7 separate regions of the Mus musculus genome follow, and all the other regions are linked to region 4. A link is a contact called in ENCODE Hi-C data. All regions are on one chromosome and are shown on one strand. The core of a region is the stretch at or near the end of the contact, and the rest is flanking DNA. Distances in the headings are between cores, read along the strand shown. Region 1 has its middle 23 kb from the start of 4930445E18Rik. Region 2 overlaps Myo10 (myosin X). Region 3 holds the start of Otulinl (OTU deubiquitinase with linear linkage specificity like). Region 4 holds the start of Ddx23 (DEAD box helicase 23). Region 5 holds the start of Cdh18 (cadherin 18). Region 6 has its middle 140 kb from the start of Cdh18. Region 7 has its middle 42 kb from the start of Myo10.

What was found. Hi-C counts contacts between places; a loop is a spot of excess contacts on that map.
Region 1: a loop to region 4 is called in a map of T-helper 17 cell, with 20 times the contacts of the local background. The contact joins the enhancer-like site here to the promoter of Ddx23 in region 4. A Hi-C loop is called at or near these places in 2 of 37 maps with a recorded cell type or tissue (T-helper 1 cell and T-helper 17 cell).
Region 2: a map of T-helper 1 cell shows a loop between it and region 4 (12-fold over the local background). The contact joins the enhancer-like site here to the promoter of Ddx23 in region 4. A Hi-C loop is called at or near these places in 2 of 37 maps with a recorded cell type or tissue (T-helper 1 cell and T-helper 2 cell).
Region 3: a map of regulatory T cell shows a loop between it and region 4 (17-fold over the local background). The contact joins the promoter of Otulinl here to the promoter of Ddx23 in region 4. A Hi-C loop is called at or near these places in 1 of 37 maps with a recorded cell type or tissue (regulatory T cell).
Region 5: a loop to region 4 is called in a map of T-helper 17 cell, with 34 times the contacts of the local background. The contact joins the promoter of Cdh18 here to the promoter of Ddx23 in region 4. A Hi-C loop is called at or near these places in 3 of 37 maps with a recorded cell type or tissue (T-helper 1 cell, T-helper 17 cell and T-helper 2 cell).
Region 6: a loop to region 4 is called in a map of T-helper 17 cell, with 32 times the contacts of the local background. The contact joins the enhancer-like site here to the promoter of Ddx23 in region 4. A Hi-C loop is called at or near these places in 2 of 37 maps with a recorded cell type or tissue (T-helper 17 cell and T-helper 2 cell).
Region 7: a map of T-helper 2 cell shows a loop between it and region 4 (13-fold over the local background). The contact joins the enhancer-like site here to the promoter of Ddx23 in region 4. A Hi-C loop is called at or near these places in 3 of 37 maps with a recorded cell type or tissue (T-helper 1 cell, T-helper 17 cell and T-helper 2 cell).

Annotation. Positions count from the first base shown.
Region 1 is chr15:25,268,070-25,270,769 of GRCm38, reverse strand. No RefSeq gene overlaps it. Among named protein-coding and RNA genes, the nearest start is that of 4930445E18Rik, 23 kb to the left of the region's middle. Within about 2 kb of position 1,314, at least 1 of the 3 ENCODE cell types and tissues checked has a DNase peak (open chromatin) inside an H3K27ac peak, as active enhancers do.
Region 2 is chr15:25,631,909-25,634,608 of GRCm38, reverse strand. All of the region lies in intron 1 of Myo10 (myosin X), which reads right to left. Among named protein-coding and RNA genes, the nearest start is that of Myo10, 11 kb to the right of the region's middle. Within about 2 kb of position 1,405, at least 1 of the 3 ENCODE cell types and tissues checked has a DNase peak (open chromatin) inside an H3K27ac peak, as active enhancers do.
Region 3 is chr15:27,680,139-27,682,838 of GRCm38, reverse strand. Otulinl (OTU deubiquitinase with linear linkage specificity like) reads left to right here and starts at 1,297. Exons shown (of 8, transcript NM_001242423.1): 1 at 1,297-1,442. The coding sequence starts at 1,388.
Region 4 is chr15:98,661,456-98,664,155 of GRCm38, reverse strand. It overlaps Ddx23 (DEAD box helicase 23), which reads left to right and starts at 1,267. Exons shown (of 17, transcript NM_001080981.1): 1 at 1,267-1,333.
Region 5 is chr15:23,035,188-23,037,887 of GRCm38, reverse strand. Cdh18 (cadherin 18) reads right to left here and starts at 1,425. Exons shown (of 12, transcript NM_001081299.1): 1 at 1,306-1,425.
Region 6 is chr15:22,896,926-22,899,730 of GRCm38, reverse strand. It overlaps a transcript of Cdh18 not described here. Among named protein-coding and RNA genes, the nearest start is that of Cdh18, 140 kb to the left of the region's middle. Within about 2 kb of position 1,402, at least 1 of the 3 ENCODE cell types and tissues checked has a DNase peak (open chromatin) inside an H3K27ac peak, as active enhancers do.
Region 7 is chr15:25,579,459-25,582,158 of GRCm38, reverse strand. No RefSeq gene overlaps it. Among named protein-coding and RNA genes, the nearest start is that of Myo10, 42 kb to the left of the region's middle. Within about 2 kb of position 1,403, at least 1 of the 3 ENCODE cell types and tissues checked has a DNase peak (open chromatin) inside an H3K27ac peak, as active enhancers do.

The DNA.
Region 1 (2,700 bases), core at 65-2,564, about 73 Mb after region 4:
GTACCAGCCAGATCCAGCCCAAGAGCAGAGGCCCCAGGAGATTCCAGAAAGCTGCTCAGAGGAGAGGAAAGAAACAGTATCAAATAAGTCAAAATACAGCAGACACAGCCCAGCTAGTGGAGCCCAGCACCGGAGCACTGACTGAATGTCTGCAAATCACAACGGACGCAGGCTGCTCAAGACTGTCGTGCGATGAGGAGGAGTTGCTGATGTGTCTCTAGGCACACAAAAATTGGAGTGTCGTGCATGTGTAGACGTCTGGGACTCAGCATGTTTTGGCTTACGTTACTTCAGCGTGAGAAGCAGTGTGCAGAATTATGGTTATTAGCCAATAAGAAACATCAGGATTATGCCTGCACATGTTGCTAAATGGAATGGGGAGTTTACAGTACTTGGGATGTCTCAGATAACGTCAAGGCTGAAAGCGTTAAGCCCCGTGGTCTGTGAAAGTCGTATCTGAGCTGATTATTTCTTGGAGTATGGGAAAGTTTAGAGGTTGTGTTAGACCTCACCGTTGAGATGAAAGAGCTGCATTTATTTCATAGAGAAATGAGCCATTGCTTTGGAGTGATCACCTACTGAACAAAAGTATTAAAAATAAATATGACCTTATACAACAGTTCATGCTTACATACAGAACTCCCACAGGTATGCCCCATGTGTATTTACAAACCTTGCCTACACAAACGCAAATACACGCATGTGTGCTTACACACACAGGTACACAAACGAAACTTTCCTGCCTCCTTTTTCTCGTGTGTGTGTGTGTGTGTGTGTGTGTGTGTGTGTGTGTGTGTGGCCTTGCCCTAGCACTCTACCGCTGAGCTACATCATCACCCCGTTCTCTTACCTCACTTATTTATTTATAGGAAAAGCTGTGAAAAGATCTGGCTACTCTTCCTGTTTCGACATCTCTCAGCAGAAAGTCTACCCAGAAGGCGGAAGTAAAAGACAGTTTGTGGAATGGTTTTTTTTTTCCCCCTCAGCTGAAAGCAGACTTTAAGACAGCTATTTTATCTGATCTGTGTCACTGAGTGACTCATCCCCCCCCCCCCCCCCCGCGTGCTGCAAGTCGCCCTTAAGCACGTATTTCTAGGGCTTTCTGTGCTCATGCACTATTGACAAGCAATCCCCTGCTCCGTTCCCACGTTCCCTGAGGTGCTGCTTGAAGTCTGTAGTGAGCTAGTACTTCATTAAGGGATCCTCAGGGGTGGGAGGGCAGAAGTCTGCTATGTCTCCTCACCAGCTGGCAGAGCAGCTGCCTCCCTACCTGCGTTTATACTAATAGTCACTGACAAGGCTTAGTAGGCCAAGGGGTCTGGGTTCTCTGACGCCACAGCTCTGACCTCCACCCCTGAGGGAGAAATTCCAGATACCCAGCAGTTGAGTTTGAAGAGGGAGGAAGGTCAGTTGGAAGGGAAGAAAGCCCTTGCTCAGAGACTGGGTTGAAGTCACCCTGGAGACTCCCGACATCCTTTGTTTGCCTTCACTCTTTGAAAGGACAGGGTTCCAAGGCGCACACATGCCTGGGATGGTCTAAAAGGTGAAGTGACAGGCAAACATTGACACAGTGAACATGTAAAGGAAAAAGGAGTTAGTGCCTAGACTCAGAGGGTATGTTTGGTTTGTTTCCTGACACTTGTTGACTTGCTTGTGTGAGCTTTTACAATCTAACCTTAGGGAGAAAGTCAAAAGTGATTCCCATGGCAGCCCAGTGGGCCTCAGGCAGTAAGGGAGGAGACATTTGGTGAGAAAACAGATAATTCAGTAGGAATTTCTTTGTAGATTTTGCAATAAGTTGTAGAAGAAGAAAGATGAGGTTTTTTTTCTAGTTTATTTCTGAAAGAGTTAAAGTAGATTTTTTTGTTTTTGTTTTTGTTTTTTTGTTTTTTTTTAAGAGCATCTTCTGACTTTGTCTGAGCAAGGGAGAGTTAAGACATGTTAAGAATTGTCCACACTGTCCTGGGCCTTTGGGAGGAAAAAACAAAGGCCTGCCTTCTTGTAACCAAGTAGGACATCGAGAGAGATTGAGAGATTTGGGCCATGACATGCCCTTGGGACCATTTGCACCAAAGTGTTCCTGTGTTCCTGTTGACGGTGAGGAATGGGAGTTTTTCAGGTCCATGAGTCAGGGTCACCTGTTCCAGTGAGTCACAGAGGTCAGAGGTCATGGCTCAAGCAGTAATTGTTGAAGAGGAAGTAGCAGCCAAGTGGTTTTAGAGGCCAGATATGGTAGTTTTTGGAGGGGTTAAGTGGAGACTCAGACCAGGAGTCCCATGCTATTCAAAGAGTTATTCCTTGTAAGTTTTCTTTTTTAAAGATTTATTTATTGTATGTATATGAGTACACTGTAGCTGTCTTCAGACACACCAGAAGAGGGCATCAGATCCCATTACAGATTGTTGTGAGCCACTACGTGGTTGCTAGGAATTGAACTCAGGACCTCTGGAAGAGCAGTCAGTGTTTTTAACCACTGAGCCATCTGTCCAGTCCCTCCTTGTAATTTAAAACAAGGCCCAAAGCCTCAGGGTGGGGGGGGGGGTAAGGAATCCCCTAAACCAATGGTTCTCAACCTATGGGTTGTGACCCTGTAGGGGGTCAAATGACCTTTTCATAGGGGTCACATATCTGATATCCTGCCTTATGTAAAATATTTGTATATAAATTAGATATTTACATTATAATTCATAGCAGTAGCAG
Region 2 (2,700 bases), core at 156-2,655, about 73 Mb after region 4:
GACTTAAATAAAAGTCTTCATCTGTTACAGACCTGCTGCCCAGACATCAAACACACCACATATGCAGGCACATACACACACACACACACATGCAGAAAAACATGTGCCCACTCTTCATACAAATCAGGGGTGACCCAGAGAGAAGACTGGTGCATTGGGAAATTCTTTGCCTTGACTTCGGCATTCAACTTTGGTGGCGAGAGTGTAACACAGGGTGTTCCCCCCAGGGCTCAGGGCCAATCTCTGCATAGCCTGATTGATTACAAGGAGAAGGAAGCAAGAAGAGAGGTCAAGGGAGGAGACACAGCAAGTTGGCTCAAGAACACACAGGAAGGAAGCAGGCAGGTCAGTGTCCCAGCACAGGACTGAGAAAGACAGGGACAGCCCCAAGCCTGTGGATCAGGTGGCCTTCACCAGCACCTCACTCCCTCACAAGCTCTGCCTAGGTTCCCAGTGGAGCACGCACTGCTAGAAGCCATTGCTCCCGGCAGAGTGCCAAGGCCTTGGGAGGAGGCTGTCAGTCACACAGTCTAGTTTTTCTTGCCAAACCATTTCACCAGGCTAAGGCCCTTACTGCCACCAGAACAATGCCTGACCCAAAGGAAGTTTGAATGTCCTTGAAGTCCTGGTTTTTAAGAAGCCCTATTTGTCTCCATCCGACTGTTGGTGCACTTTGTTCTGGGTCCAGCGACGTCTCTCTCGCGCAAGGCAAACAGCAGTTAAGCCCGTTGCTTAATTGGCCACATCATGTGGAACTGGACTGGACTGGGGCTATGACACTGAGAACACCCAATTCCAAGAGCCTGGCCACAGATTCACGGCGTTTCATGACGAACTTGTCCCCGATAAGGGGAGCTCGGACTCATTTCTGTAAAATGATGTCCAAGCATTCTAATAGAAAATGTACATCAAAGTACATTTGAGAAAGTGTAGGCCCAGAGGGATGGCTCAGTAGGCACAAGTGTGTGAGGCGTAAACCTGACAGCCTAAGTTCCCGACCCACACACAGGTGGAAGAAGAAAACCAAGTCCACAGAAACACCCGTGGCATGAGTGTACCAAGCAGCACACATTATATACCATACCTCATTTTGTAAAGCTAAAATAAATTTAATTTTTTCAAAAAATTTTTGAAAAATAATGTTAGACCTCAAATAGTTCTTTCACATTCACACTTACTTAGGACAGGCATAAAGTGTGAGCTCGGAATAGCCAGGAGACAAGATAAGGATGACAGGAAAGCAACCGTCAGTCTCAGAATGGATGTGGACACAGCAACTGAGGGTAACACATGTCCAACTGCAGCTTATACTCGACACTAATCCAGGCCAAACTTGCCGCCACAGAACCTGAAAGCCTGCCAAAGGGCAGTGAGCAAATAAAGCCATCTCCCAGGTTCAGCACTCCCTGGTGTTTGTGGCACACACCTGGAAGCCCAGCCCTGGGAAGGGGGGAGGGGGAGGTGGGAAAAATCAGGAGGTCAAGGTCATCCTTGGCTACACAGCAAGGCGTTGAGTTCCGGGTCAGTCTGGGCTCCACGGGACTCTGTCTGAAAACGGAACCACAGCAAGGCTATGCGTTGTTCTGTCCGGATTCATTTATGTGACTATCTCCGGCGCGACAAGACTTTAGAGAGCAAAAATGGGAGGAGGGAAGAAAGGGACAAAGAGATGATAAGGAGTCCCTGAGGGACTGTCATAAAGTGTCCCACTGAGACTCTGGGTGGTGAAGCACTTGCTGTACGCTGGGAAACACAGCTTGGAACTGCACATAGCAATGTGTGCAAGCAGGAAGGAGGGTCCAGGACCCAGGGAATCTGAGTGAGGTCTCCAGCCTGCACGTGAACTACCATTTTAATGCCGAACTTCAGCTTTGTTACCAAACTATTGTCGTGTAAAAGGTCACCACTGGGATACCAGGTGGCAAGAAAGAGGAAGGGCCTCCTGTACCCTGAGGGGTTTATAAAAGCTGTTTTGAGGCAATAGGGACTGAACCTAGAGCCTGACAGGACTGGGCAAGCATTCTAATGCTGAGCTATACTCGTAGCTAGCTGGGACGATGCTAAGCCTGTGTTAAATTATTTTTTAAAGAAACTGAAATGAAACTCCAAAACACACAAGTTGAGGATCTAAGATGCAACTTACTTACTGGGACTTTTGAGAAAACATGACCCTTTCTTCACACAGAGAACTACAGTTGGGTAATTGCTCAGCATAAGTGATAGTTCCCTAATGCCCAAGGGACAGGATATAAGTAAAAGAGAGATTGGTGAAGAGACCCATGAGGGAACAAGCAGACGCCCGGGGCACAGGCCCAGCTGTACAGGAATTACCAGAGTTGACTCAAATGTCCATAGGGTGTAAATGTAAATACAGACTCAAGCCTGACACCCAAGGGGGAACACAGCCCCAACACGGAAGAAACTGTAGCGCTTATACGGTGTGCTTGTCCCACATCCCCCAAGCCATGAGAAGCCTTTAGGAAAGGCTGAAAGCATGCCATGGAGTTTAATCCACAACAGAACACTGACATGGGCACTATCTGGTCCCCCCATGGGTCCCTTCACCAAGTGTTCTTTTACTTATGTCCTATCCCTCAAGCATTAGGGAAACATTGCTTATGCTGACAATTAACTGACAGTTGTCCTCTGTGGAAAAAAAGAATCTGAAGACATCTGTTGTCACAATCAGGGAGTTGGGGA
Region 3 (2,700 bases), core at 48-2,547, about 71 Mb after region 4:
GTTGCCTGGTGCTGCTGACTCAGGCTTTTGGTCTGACAGGGATTTCTGAGGCAAGACTAAAGATGTACGATCCTTTTGATCCTTTGTTCTGAGATCCAGAGAGACTTGCAATGTTTCAATGACTTGTTGACATAGCCCTAAGGCTATTGAACTCACACAAAATTCCAGGCTGTTTCCACATGTTTCTTTAGTTATGGCGCTTATTTTTCCGGAGGCTGCCAGGATATTTTGCATGCTAGTCTTTTTGTATTTGGAATCTGTCTGCACTGGAGAAAAAGGAAGTACTCATGGAGATGATTCTTCTTCTTCTTCTTCTTCTTCTTCTTCTTCTTCTTCTTCTTCTTCTTCTTCTTCTTCTCTTCTTCTTCTCCTTCTTCTTCTTTTTCTTCTTCTTCTTCTTCTCCTCCTCCTCCTCCTCCTCCTCCTCCTCCTCTTCTTCTTCTTCTTCTTCTTCTTCTTCTTCTTCTTCTTCTCCTCCTCCTCCTCCTCCTCCTCCTCCTCTTCTCTTCTTCTTCTTCTTCTTCTTCTTCTTCTTCTTCTTCTTCTTCTTCTTCTTCTTCCTCCCCCTCCCTCTCCCCTTCCCTCTTCTCCTCCCCCTCCCTCTTCCCCTCCCCCTCTCTTGTCTTCTTCTGGAAAAAAGGAGGGGTCCATCAAATTAGTTAATCAGGAGCAAAAAAAATCTTGTATCCTTTTCTTGTTAGGCCATTTACTTTTTCTGTTAGCTTTTTGTATTGTTTTTTAACAATTAAGAAATTACTTTATGGAACCACTTTTTGTCAAGAATGCTCTTGTTCGTCCCTAAACAGTTCCAAGCACGCATTAGCCGAATGTGCTGACCCATGCAGAAAGACGAGGAAGCCCTGCCCCACGTAGTGGAACAAGCCCCGGGTGCAGTTGCTTTTGGATCCCAGCCTCTAGCTCTCCGGCGCAGACATAGCAGGTTTGTCCCGTGGTGAACAGGGAATCGAGGCACCAAGCTGTCCTGAGCTGGTGAGGGGCATTCGGTCCCTCGGCCCATCAGTCTCTTCCCCAAGTTCTCTGGCTCTGGTGCAGAGCTCCCGAGAGGACTCTAGATCCGAACCAGTGGAACGCCCAGGGTGAGCGTGGAGGTGCAGCCCTAGGGGCAGAGCCGCGGCCTCCGCAGCGCTCCCATCGCTGAGCTTCTGAGCTTTCCACGCCGCCGCGCCCTTCACGCCTACCTCGCGCGGAGGCTCCGCCCTAGACTCCGCCCTAGCTTCTGAGTGGCGGCACCGGGCGTCAGTCTGCGTTCAGGGCGGGAGCACGGACGGCTGTCACAGTAGCTGAGCTCGGGACTGCGGCTGCGGAGAAGCGAGCGGGGCGCCGGGCTGTAGCGGAGGGTGCGCGCGGGTGGAGGCGCGCATCCCGCATGGAGGCGCCGAGGAGCGCGCCGCGGGAGCGGGAGCGCGCTCGGACCACCTCAGGTGGGCGCCGGGATGAGCACAGTCTCCCGGAGGGTGTAGTGGCGGCGGAGGGTGGGCGAGGGAGAGCGAAGGGTGCTTGTGGCGCGGGGACGGCTACACCTCGCGCGCGTGGCTGTGCGTGGGTTGCATCTGAGTCCCCGGCCATCGGAGAGAGGCGGGTCTATCCAGGAGTACCCGGGCGCGTGGACAAGCTGGTCGGTGTCCTCGAGGGAGCAACTTGGTTGTAAACTAAGCTACCGGGGTTTGCGCCTTGAGAGGATGTGGCCCACACCTTTTCAGCAACCAGAGTTGTAAACCGCAGAGAACACTCTTGACTTTAGGGGGAAAAAAATGCTCACCAAGGGGACAGGGTGACAGTAGATCGCTATTGCATTTCGGGCCCCTGCCCCACTGGGTAGCAGTGGTCTGTCCTCTCCAAAGACCTTAGAGATGAAATGTCTTTCTTCCGGTCCCACAGCTGTGTCCGTGGTTCAGTTTCTCTAGGTTTTGTTGGGCCACACGCTGGATCCTGTGTTTCACCATCTACCACTCAAGGAATGTGAGCCTAGTAGTGAATCTAAGCTGTGTGTGTTCTTGCTTTCAGTGTGTAAATGGGGTTGTTGGACACCGGGAATGTTCCTAATTGCTGCTCTCCGTCCTAGTAGGAGCTTCTGACACAGCACTGTGTTGTGTAGTGGAAGCAACACTGTTCAGGACACGAGGTCTGGACGTCAGTCCACCCTAGAGTGTCTGGGTAGGAGTTATTCAAGACATCAACCATTCGTGAAATGCATGCTGGACAAGTTAATTCCGAAGGCCTCTCCCAGCCTAGTCTGTGACTAAATTACCCAAGTCTCTGAAGTTTAGAGAATTAACTCATTTGTTTAACCTTTATGCACCTCAGGTTATTATAGAATTAGCCAAGTATTTCCTGTGGGCGTATCCAGTCGAACATTTTTTATTTTGTTTCTTTCTTCCTTTAGTTTGGCAGAGAAAAGAAAGTTGGAAACAGAGGCAAGGACATGACTGGGAAAGAGCTGGTTTGGGAGACTGCAGAATGCCTACTTTGGCTTAACAAAACCACCAAGAACGTTTCCTTTCTCTGCACGAAGTCCAAGGCGTGTCAGTGCGCTGAGCCCAAGGAGAGAGAGGGACCTTTCGTTTGTTTCAGTCTGTGGGGTCTGCTGTAGGTTTGCAGGACAAAGTGAGATTCAAGGATAAGATTGTGGAAAACGTTTCCCTTTCGAATATAACTGCTGAGGGAGGACTTAGGAGCATA
Region 4 (2,700 bases), core at 18-2,517:
AGAGGACCCAGGTTCATATTCCCGGCATCCATAGGGCAGTTCACAACTGTCTATAACTTCAGCTCCAGGGGATCTGACACCCTCACACAGACATGCATGTAGGTAAAACACCAATGCAGATAAAAATAGAATAAATTTAAAGTAGAAAGACCAACAACTATGTGGGATTAAAGCAAACCCGAGGATGGAAAATGTAAAAGGAGGCAGTGGGTACCCTGGTTAATCTCAACCATCCTACCTCGCACAATGTTGTATTCTGTTTCAGCGGGTGCTGACGGTACTGTTTGAACCCAAGAGAAAGGAAGTGGGTCTACGACTAGAAGAAAAATTCGGTGGACTGATGTATGGAGAACCTGAAGGAAGACATCAACAATAACAAGTAGCCCAAGTGGGCAGTTCCTGAAGACCAGGGAAACGAGGAAGCAAGGTCCCATGAGGAATGTTGAATAAATAGTAAGATACTTGAGGGGGAAGTCCTTCCAGGGAAACCTCTGAAATGTTAGTTTATTATTTATTGGGAGTAGGGGGACAGTGGGTACCCTGGGGTTGTTCAGGCATTCATCCTGCCGGGGCCCCAAGGTTACTCCTGTGACTGGAGTAGTTCTACTGTGAAAACTGTACTACCTTCATTGTGAAGTACTAAGCTACTCCAGTGAACTAATCTTTAGTTCATTATCTTCCATTCATCCACGGAGGCAATAATCTCTCTCACAATTTTTATAAAAAACACTTTTCAAAAAAAAAGGGGGGGGGCTGGCGAGATGGCTCAGTGGGTAAGAGCACCCGACTGCTCTTCCAAAGGTCCAGAGTTCAAATCCCAGCAACCACATGGTGGCTCACAACCATCCGTAATGAGATCTGACTCCCTGGTGTGTCTGAAGACAGCTACAGTGTACTTACATATAATGAATAAATAAATCTTTAAAAAAAAAAAAAAAAGCAAATTATTTGTTACCGTATAAACTTTCTCGCTGAAAGCTGCCAGCTTTGACTGAAATCAACTGCAATACCTACTAGAAGATTCCAGAAAGACTGCTGCGGAAGAACCTTGTAAGTAGAAAGACAACACTTGGAAAATTCTTTCTCCTACAAACACCGAACCTTTGGCAAACCACATTACCCAGAAGACCTTACGGCCTGGCCGGCCCTCGCGCCGTGCATTCTGGGATTGGTAGTTTTCAGGGCCTATTCGTCAGCTCGCGTGGTGCAGGCCCAGGAACTCCCTTTCCCGGCTTGCCGCGCGGCCTGGGTGCTCCTCCGTGATCTGGAAACGCGAAAGATGGCGACTGTTCGGCGACGTTGAGGCCGCGTTAGGCGGTTCAGGCGCGGGGTGGTGAGTCTTGGCGGTGGAGGCGGCTCCCACGAGTTTGGAGAGTGGGTGAGGAGCGGGAAGATAGCCGTAGCCTCAGCCCGGAAGGGGAAGAACGCCTCAGGGAAGGGGCACGAGCCAGGGCAGCTCCGGCGGGCAAGAGTGAAAGGGGCGCGGGCCCCGGGAGCAGTGTTGGCTGCCCAGGGCACAGGCCACTTCCAGGACTGTATTATGAGCCTAGACTTTGGCCCGTGGACATCGCCCTTGTTATACGTCAGTCTGACTTAATTCTTGTTTCCTTACTTCGGCCAGACAGGAACTCTAATGTGCTCCCAGAACCCACCCCATGCCTTCCGGCTCGGGGTTGCCAACTAGTGCTTCGGCCGGAGATTAGTTCTAACCCTAACCCACAGTTGCACATCTTCAAATTCTACTCGTACTTTAAAACGAGCCACTTCCTCTGTGGGCCCTTCCATATCCTCTTTACGAATGGAAAGGACCGGCAACTTTGGATTCTTCGCCTGAACGTTCTTATCTTGGCGTGTCTTGTGCCATCTGCTGCTTCCTGTGGACAGAATTTCATTTTGTAGTTTCCACGGGGCCTACAGCTGAATGTTGCATATATAGTAGCGCTTGATGAACAATTAAATGAAAACAATTGGCCTTTGCCCTACAGAGAACTGGGAAGCACGGCCAGGGTCTTTTGGAGCCCGGGTCTTTTGGAGCTTAAGCTGGCCTTGAATTCAGTATGCAGCCTAGTCCATTTTGTCTTTGGACGCTCAGTACTGCCTTCACCTTCCTAGTGCTATGATTACACTTGTAGACTATTAAGCATTTTCTGTAATTAAAAAAAAAAAACAAAAACCAAGTCTACATATTTCCTTGTAAGTCACCAGAGTAATTCTTTTCAAATGTAATTTTTGGTCGTATTATACTCTGCTTAAAGTTCTCCAAATGTTCTCGTTGAGATGACGTTGAGAGTCACATGCCTTTGCACGGGCCCCTAACAGTGTATTTTGCTTCTATTGACAGTTCTCATTCTGTCCCAGACAAACGCCATTCAAGCTTAGTGTCTTCTTTATTTTCTTTCTTTCTTTTTCTTATTTAAAATCTACTTATTTAGTGGATTGAGTACATTATAGCTCTCTTCAGACACACCAGAAGAGAGCATCATATCCCATCACAGATGATTGTGAGCCACCATGTGGTTGCTGGGATTTGAACTCAGGACCTCTGGAACAGCAGTCAGTGCTCTTAACCGCTGAGCCATCTCCCCAGCCCCCTGTCTTTATTTTGTTTTCCTTTTCCTTTTTTTCCCTACAGCTGTAGTGAAAGTCACCAGTAACTTCCACTTCCCCCCCAAATCTCTAGTTCCTACTCTTGGTTTTAAG
Region 5 (2,700 bases), core at 176-2,675, about 76 Mb after region 4:
TCAAACTCTTAATTCAGGACCTAATATGTTCTCTGAGGAGATTATATCCTCAGACAGAGAATGGTTATTGCAGAAGGATAGCCTCCTGCTTTTAACATCTGTGGGTGATCTCAGAGAGGTAGAAAAAGGTTGGAAAATGCAAGGAGTGCATACAGTTAGGTTTTTGGCTGCATAACAAAATTTTTCTCTGATCTGTCTCTGGACTCACAGCAGGCATGCCATCACCTGAGCAAACCAAAAAGCACAGTATTTTTTATTCCTAAGAATTTTTATTTGAGAAACCACAAGGATCACTTATCTTGACAAGGCAATTGACATGAGGTAAGGATATTTTAACAACCCTAACTAATAAGATTCTGTTTTCACCTGTTAACACATGAAAGCTTTGCTTGGCTACACATCTTCATGCACAGCACACTCACAGACAAGAATGGAAGCTATTTACCTTGATTGTCAGATGTGGAAACAAAGACAAAATTAGATGAATGTACACTCAGAACAGAACAAGGTTGGCAAGTTAAGGCACTGACTGAGAGTTAACAAACACACAGAGACACTAAATAAACTAGCTAGTGCTCCAGGAGTCAGCGGGCTTCTCTGCCTGCATCATTACTGTGCCTTTGGTAAAAACATAAAAGTTTCACCTTAGGTTTTCATAAACATTTATCTATGAAAACAGCTTGGGAAGGAAAACATTAAAAAAAAAAGGAAAAAAAATAAGAAATTTCTCAAAATCCAAGAGAGAACAAAAACAAAACAAGACAAAATTGTTCATCTTGCAGCAGTTTCAGTGTGCAGATACCTTGTCATTTTGCAGGATACTGGAAAGACCATAATTAAAAAGCACCATGTAAAATCCAATTGCAAAATCCCTGTTTGAGTCGGACCACGCTGATCTCACTTTTTTCAGACTGACATAAATGCCTCTGAATTGGATACCCTCAGTATTCAAATGTGCTGGCAGAGTCCCCTTCCAACTTCTTCAGGGGCAGAGCAGTTAACACACACGCACATCCTCAGAACCGCACATCCTCAGAACCGCACATCCATAGAACACACGGAACCAGCTGGATTGGAAGCACCACATTCCATAGGCTGTATAGCAGCATTCCGGCATGAAAAACACAAATTTATACTAGCGGCAAGGCTGCCGGCTGCAACTTTCCCATTAGCACAGTATCTTGTGAAAAGCATCCAGGAGGAAGATTTCACCAATGCTGTTTCACTCCGAACTGAGTAAGCAGCCCCATTGTACAAAAATATTAATGTCACGACAGAGTAAAGTGTGATGTATTGAAACCTTACCTTGGCTGACTTGCCCTAACTGCTGGAAAGGAACTTAATTTATGAGAAGCACAGGGGGCACTTTCTCAGAGCTCTGGGCACTGCTGCTCACGGTCCTCGGAGAGCCCAGGCTCCGGCTCCGCACCTCCAGCCCCAGGCTCCCAGGCTGGGTCTCTGCAGCTCCCGAGCGCGTCTCTGATTGGCTGGCAGCTCGTGTCGGCCTGCTGCTCAGCTCGGCTCTCGCAGTCTCTCCTCCTTCCTCCCTGACTCTCCCTCTACTCCCTTCCCCTTTTGCTTCCTTCTCCCCCACCCCACCGTACATACTTTTGGGGCTGCACAAATACCCTTTTTGTCCCATAGACAAGGTCACACAGAAAGCAATAAGGTTAATAAGAATCACACACACACACACACACAGGCAAACAAAACAAAAATCTTGTGTTCTTCAAAAATGACAGCCAGGATGCAGGACGCAGGACGACTCGGGTGACAGTTTAGACCAGCAGTACTCTGCGGGGGATGGGAAAGTAGGGGCCAGAGCAAGGGATGACTGTCAGATGGAATGGGAGTATACATCAGAAGGGAAAGAGCAAAGGCAGGCAGGGCAAGCGCTGATGTGGCAAGCTGGTAATAAATTTTCATATTTCCGTGCAAAGTCGTCACAGCCTGCTAAACATCCAACTGCTGGCTCACTCATCAGCGATCCCTAGTATAGAGGAAGTCCAGCGATTTAGCCTGAGAGATGCCCTTTCATGCCGTGTCCCAAGTACTCAAGGCGTGTAGGGTTTATATTAGATGGAGCTTCCTCTTGGAGGTCAGCATTATATTTCTGAAGATGAATGGTACTGCAGTGCCTTCCCAGCCTCTTGCTAGTGCCAGAAGAACTAAGCCATGCGTGAACTTCTCACCTCTTCTGACTCCTGAATAAATTACAACGCTTTGTAATGTACACAGCTTATGATAACAGGGATTTCAGGCCTGACTGGCTGTTTTCAAAATTGATGTGAGCAGCTGAGGCAGCTTCAGTACTTTCTCCCAGCGGGAAGTCAGTCACGCACACTCACCCATCAATACCATCCTGCATCTCACTGGAAGCATCATAGTAAACAAGGGTGGGTGTTTTTCGAAATGGAGCGACTACTCCAAGGGTCTCATGACAGGGATATCAACACTCGTAAGGGATTCTCATTGGTTGCCGACACCAAGAAAATAGCATTCCTTTGGATACATAGTTGCTAAAACTACCAAAGCCCCTTTTGAATGCACACCAGAGGAAAAACTCTCCGGTTGAAAAGAGGTAGTGTTAACAGGATGCAGATTTGCTAATGTGCAAAACAGATGTGAGCTTTAGCATCAAGGTTGGGATTTTTCTCATGATGCTGCTGTAGATGAATACAGCATACAGCATAACTCACC
Region 6 (2,805 bases), core at 153-2,652, about 76 Mb after region 4:
TTACCTAAGAAAAATATTATTTTTCTATTCCCTGCAGTATTCTCACTGCATATTATTTTATGTTTTCACTACCCTTCTATAAGTTCCCATTATTGTTTTTTGTTTGTTTGTTTGTTTGTTTTTGTTTTTTGTTTTGTTTTGTTTCTTGAGACAGGGTTTCTCTGTGTAGCCCTGGCTGTCCTGAAACTCACTCTGTAGACCAGGCTGGCCTCGAACTCAGAAATTCGCTGCCTCTGCCTCCCAAGTGCTGGGATTAAAGGCATGCACCACCACAGCCCGGCTCCCATTATTGTTTTTATCTCTACACTTCATTCTGGCATGTTTCAAGATCTATGACAACTTTTTTTTTTTTTTTTTTTTTGGCTCGGTCTTCATTTCAGGAGGTCTCTAGTGCTGTCAGTGTGTGTGTTCTTAACTTAGCATTTGCTGTAATTCTGTTTCTCTGACACTGACGCTGGTTTCAACCCCATTCCCGATATTCCCATTACTTTTCACTGGTTTCTCTAAAGGTTAATCATATTTTTTGCATGTCAATCTGATTTTACATCTATTCATTTCACACTTGATGACAGTATCTCTCCCTATTTTTACTACATTGTTAAAAATAGCTTTAATTGTAGAAACACAAATTTTCAACTTTTTCTAAAAATTATTGTGCCCCCCTTTATTTGAGTTTTCTAAACTTTTCCTCCTTAGAAAATTTGTGTCTTGCTTTTTTTTTAAATACATAATCTGTGGGTGCTGCCTAGAGCTATTCAAATGTATGTCTTTGTTATTATAGAGTCTCAGTGCATTAGTAAAGCTATGCATTAGGGCTATGTCTCACACAAGTGTACTAATATTCTCCCAGATCTTCTGTTTCTTCCTCTGCTGGCTGACATCTTTGGTCTTTTTCCTTAGAACTCAGTTAACTAGGTTTGCATTCCCCTATGTGAAGGAAATATGTTGAAAAATAATTATAATAATTTAATCTCTCTCTCTCACACACACATACACATACACACACACACACACACACACACACACACACACACTAGGCTGTTACAAGTATATTATCCTGGTTAGCTAGTAAGTATGTGTAGGAGAAAAAAAGGCTTGGTGTATAATTTAGAAGGATAATAACGCCTTTCCCTGGACTTCCCATGAGAGATTTATCCTCTATCTGGACTAAGAAAACATGAAGTTCCTTAGGATAATGCTTAGGAATAATGTGGTTCTTTTATCTCTAGTCTTCAAGTATTATCGTGCTTATGCTTTGCTAGATATGGACACCAGAAACCCAAGATACTATAATAGCACTGACGTAGTTCAGCCAGTATGAGGCTGCATCAGAGCCACTTCCTCAAAAGCAGACTTCAGCTGTGCATCTCTGAGCGGAAATGGCATTCTCTGACCTCAATTCCCTGATGGATCTGTCAAGTTTTTTTTTTTTTTTCACTGTGCTCAGCTCTTTCTTGTTGTGTATTTATGAAGCCGTGGCTTGCAACTTCTTTGTATGTCAGAGCTGAAACTGAAAATAACCCCGTTGGGAATGCATTAAGTTAACTATATTACCCTCTGCTCTTACTTTACTCATCTCTCGTAGTTATGAAATACCTTTCTATCAAACTTTCAGAAAACTGGAGATCTTCTAGCACACGGGCTGCTTTTTCTTTGAGCCGTGACAACCTCCTGCCACTCACTGAATTTCCGTGTACTTGGATGCCACAGTTCAGTGTCACCAGACTTTTTTTTTTTTTCTTGACATGTGTTCTCCAGCAACCAGACTCCCACTCAGCTTTCATTTGCAGCTGCACCATGTAATTTACTCTGAATCTCCAAGAAGAAATCTTGAATTGCCCGGATGCTAATCTCACTCTGCATAGTTTTCAGCACTTGTGAGTAACATTATACCTATTTTTATGCACATGTCTCTTAAATAGAACTTGCTCCCTGAAAACAGAAAATTAGATCTGTGCATCCAACAGACATTTTAATAATTGGCAGTGAAGGCTGATTAAATTGACTTGGCAGCACTACTAGGAATGATATAGAATAATACCACAGAGATCAGTAAAGGGAACACTAAAGTTGGATCTTATTTGTGAGCGTACAGATGATGTTTACCTGCCTTATGAAGAAGAGTCAATTGTTATTGCCGAAAAATGAAAATCAAACAAATAGAAACCCAGTGGAGCCCCTGAAAATTGAAGGCTGAGAGGACATTGGACACCAGGTTTCAATCACATCTGCCTCCAAAGCAGCATTAGATGCAACTATGTTTATTCAGTGAATAATTGAATCCCACCAAGCCTGGGCTCATCTAACACTGATGCTTACATGATGCCAGTTACTCCCATGACACTGCGGTGTGCCAGGCCTACAGCTTCTTTTGTGAGGATGACTTTTTTCTTACATTTTCCTCCTTCATGTTCTGAGGATTTTGTACAAATTATTTGAGATGCCTAATGCCTTCCTTATTCTAGCATTTACTCTCCTGCGTGCATCAATATTTGACTCCTAGCATCGGCCTCCTCTCCATGTGCGACTTTACCTTTGTATGTATACCTTTGTATTTATAAAGTCTATAGAACCCCAAAGCACACAGAAGCTTGATTCTGCATGAAGGTATTTATCAAGCTCTTCTAAGTTATCTATCTATATCTATATCTAACTATCTCTATCTAATTCTATTTCTATATCAGGGTATGGATGTGTGTATGTATTAAATAAAGTTTACAGGTTTCAATTATCAATAACTTTAAATGACTGTTGTGTCATTATTAATATTAAATTTACCTAAGGATGTTGTAGAACATCCATTCA
Region 7 (2,700 bases), core at 154-2,653, about 73 Mb after region 4:
CCCAAGAAAATCCCATTTCTCTTCCAGTTTCCCACCCCCCACGCCCACCCTTCCCACCCTTTTGTTTTGAGTTGCAGGAACAGACCCAGAGGCGATGGATAAGACTTTCCTGCTTCCCTCAAATCCTCCAGAAAACATTGCCCACTTCTCTCCCCTCTGCCCAGCCCTACTCTGAAAGCCTTGGTGGACCCTCAAAGCCAGCCCCTCTGGGAAGCAGAAACAGAAAGCAAAGGGGGAGAAGAGATTGAGAGAAATAGACAGACTTGTAGGGAGACAGGAAAAACAAACAAACAAACAAACAAACAAAAAGATGAGAACTACGAACCTGAAGGAAAAAGAAATGAAGAAAAGTAAAAAAAAAAAAAAAAAAAAAAAAAAGTCAATTGAGTTCCATGCTAGCATTTGAGGCCAGCCCAGTCTTTATACTGAGTTCCGGGCCAGCCAGGGATAATAGAGACACCCTGTCTTCAAGGAAATAAATAAAAATGTAAAAAGGGAGCGAAAGAAAGGTTGGTTCAGAAAGCCCTGTGACTCGGTGTTCTTCTAGTGTCCTGGGTGCCATATAGATTAGTTGATTTTATTCCCTATTCCCCAAGAAGTTAGAATTAAAAAGAAAAATCAGACGAACGGATGTAGGCAGCCTCTGCTGCATGAGATACACAGCGGATCTAACTCAAACACTTCTCAAGTACAGCGCGTCCAATGAGTGCAGCCACTACCAAATGTAAAGTCCTTATAACCCAGCCTTGGCTTACTTATGAATCTCCTCCAGGCCCATAGCTCAGGCTGTGTGCTCTTAGGAGATTCCCAAGAACATGCCTAGGGGTTGGCAGACAATTACAGCCTCTCTCCTTTTCCCTCTTACCAGAAAGTAAAATCTGAATTGCAAGATATCGAGGAGGGAGAACTCATAGAGATCCCCCCTCGCTAAGCCGTTCAAGCCCTATTCCCCAATAAACAGATAGCTGTAACAATTGATTTCTCTGTGGTGAATGGGATAGTCATGACATCTTGCTGAGCGAGGCCCTCAACAGGCAGAACTCCTTTTTCCAGTGACCTTTTCCCTCCTCTTAATGGGCAGTTGTCCCTGAACTACAAGGCCTTGTTGTTGGCTCAGGTCACAGCTCACAGCCTGCAGACACACACACACACACACACACACACACACACACACACACACACACACACACTGCTTGAGGCAGGAAAGCAAGAGGACTGCTATTCCATAAAAGGCCTCTCAGTGTGCATTGTGTGGCAGACAACGGGGCACACAGGGTCCTTGAAGTCCTGGAGAGAGCCGAAGTGAGGAAGTTTGCCTGTGGAGAGCTTGTGATATTTTTGGCAGCGGTTTCTCACTACCTGGACCGCATGTTTGTGTCTGCGATGGTGTTTACTGTGACTCGCAAAAGAATAGCTACTAAATTGGGATGTGATGGACTTTACAGCTGGAGTGAGAACTGGATCTCAGAGGAGTGACACTGGGGATTCGAGATGTTGTGTTCTCTGTGTGGTTACGTTTTTTTGATCTTAGGATAGGGAAGGGAAAAAGCCAAGTCCCTAAGAGTGAGGTGGCCTAGCTGTGTCCATCCTGAGGGTGGACTGTGGAATGCCTGAAGTGGGCTTCCAGTTCCTGGTACAGTGAAGGGTTATAAATTGTGTCTGCCTCCTCCAGTCAGTTTTCCTTTTGGGGCTTTAAGTTGTTGGTAACTCTCTTTGCCAGATTCAGGTTTATTTCAGCAAATATTTGATGGCTCCATCCACAGCATACATTTGCTATGAAACTGTTGGGCATTTTGATTGGTCTTCAAGATCAGTAGTTTTTTTGAGTTGTTATCAGAAAAAGAGTCTGAAGACTCCATAAAACCCTTCTGCTGGCCCTCAAGGGTTGGTCACAGCGTTAACTACGATCCTGATCCCTTCGACCTTGTTAAGAGCCCTGGGCCATATACACTGTGACATAGTTTCTCCCTGCCCGGAAGCAAATGATGAAAGCTTTCCTCAGAAGGATGTGTGCAGCCCTCTGAATGGGAGATGTCTAAATCCCACTCTTCAGAAAGGCCTACTGTAGAACAATAAGCAGAGACAGTTCCTGCCCCTTTTTGCTAATTAGCATACCAGGAGTATTTATGGGACACAATTTTCCCCTTTGCCAGAGTGGTGGGGCTGTTAAAAGCCTCTAACTTTGGCCAAGTCAAAACTCTTTTCTTGTATATTGCATTTATTTCAAGAAAGCTGGGCCGTTGTACATGAAGGCACACCATTAATTCCAGCACTCAGAGGGCAGAGGCAGGCAGATCTTTGGAGTTTAGTGGCAGTCAGGCCTATGTAATTTTTTTTTTTTAGCTTTATCTATAAAAAACAAAGCAAAATATAATACAATAGCCATAAAGCAGTGGTGTATATGTGAACTGTCTTTGAGGCTTTCTCCTGCATACCCCACATAGATCTACATTGTATCTAATGTATCACATTTGTTAAAAAAATGGAAAGGTTGTTTAAACATCTGTCTCCTATCGCCTCAGTGAGACCTGGGGGTGAGAAGGGTTTTCTAAAGCAAGCTACCAAAGAAACAAAGGTTGCTTTATCTAACGGGGCATTTAGATAACTGCAGAGCCACGTGTCTCTGTCTCCCATGTCATCAGACTTTAGTCACTGTAACGGACACCTGAGGAAAACCATTTAAAAGAGGAAAGATTTATG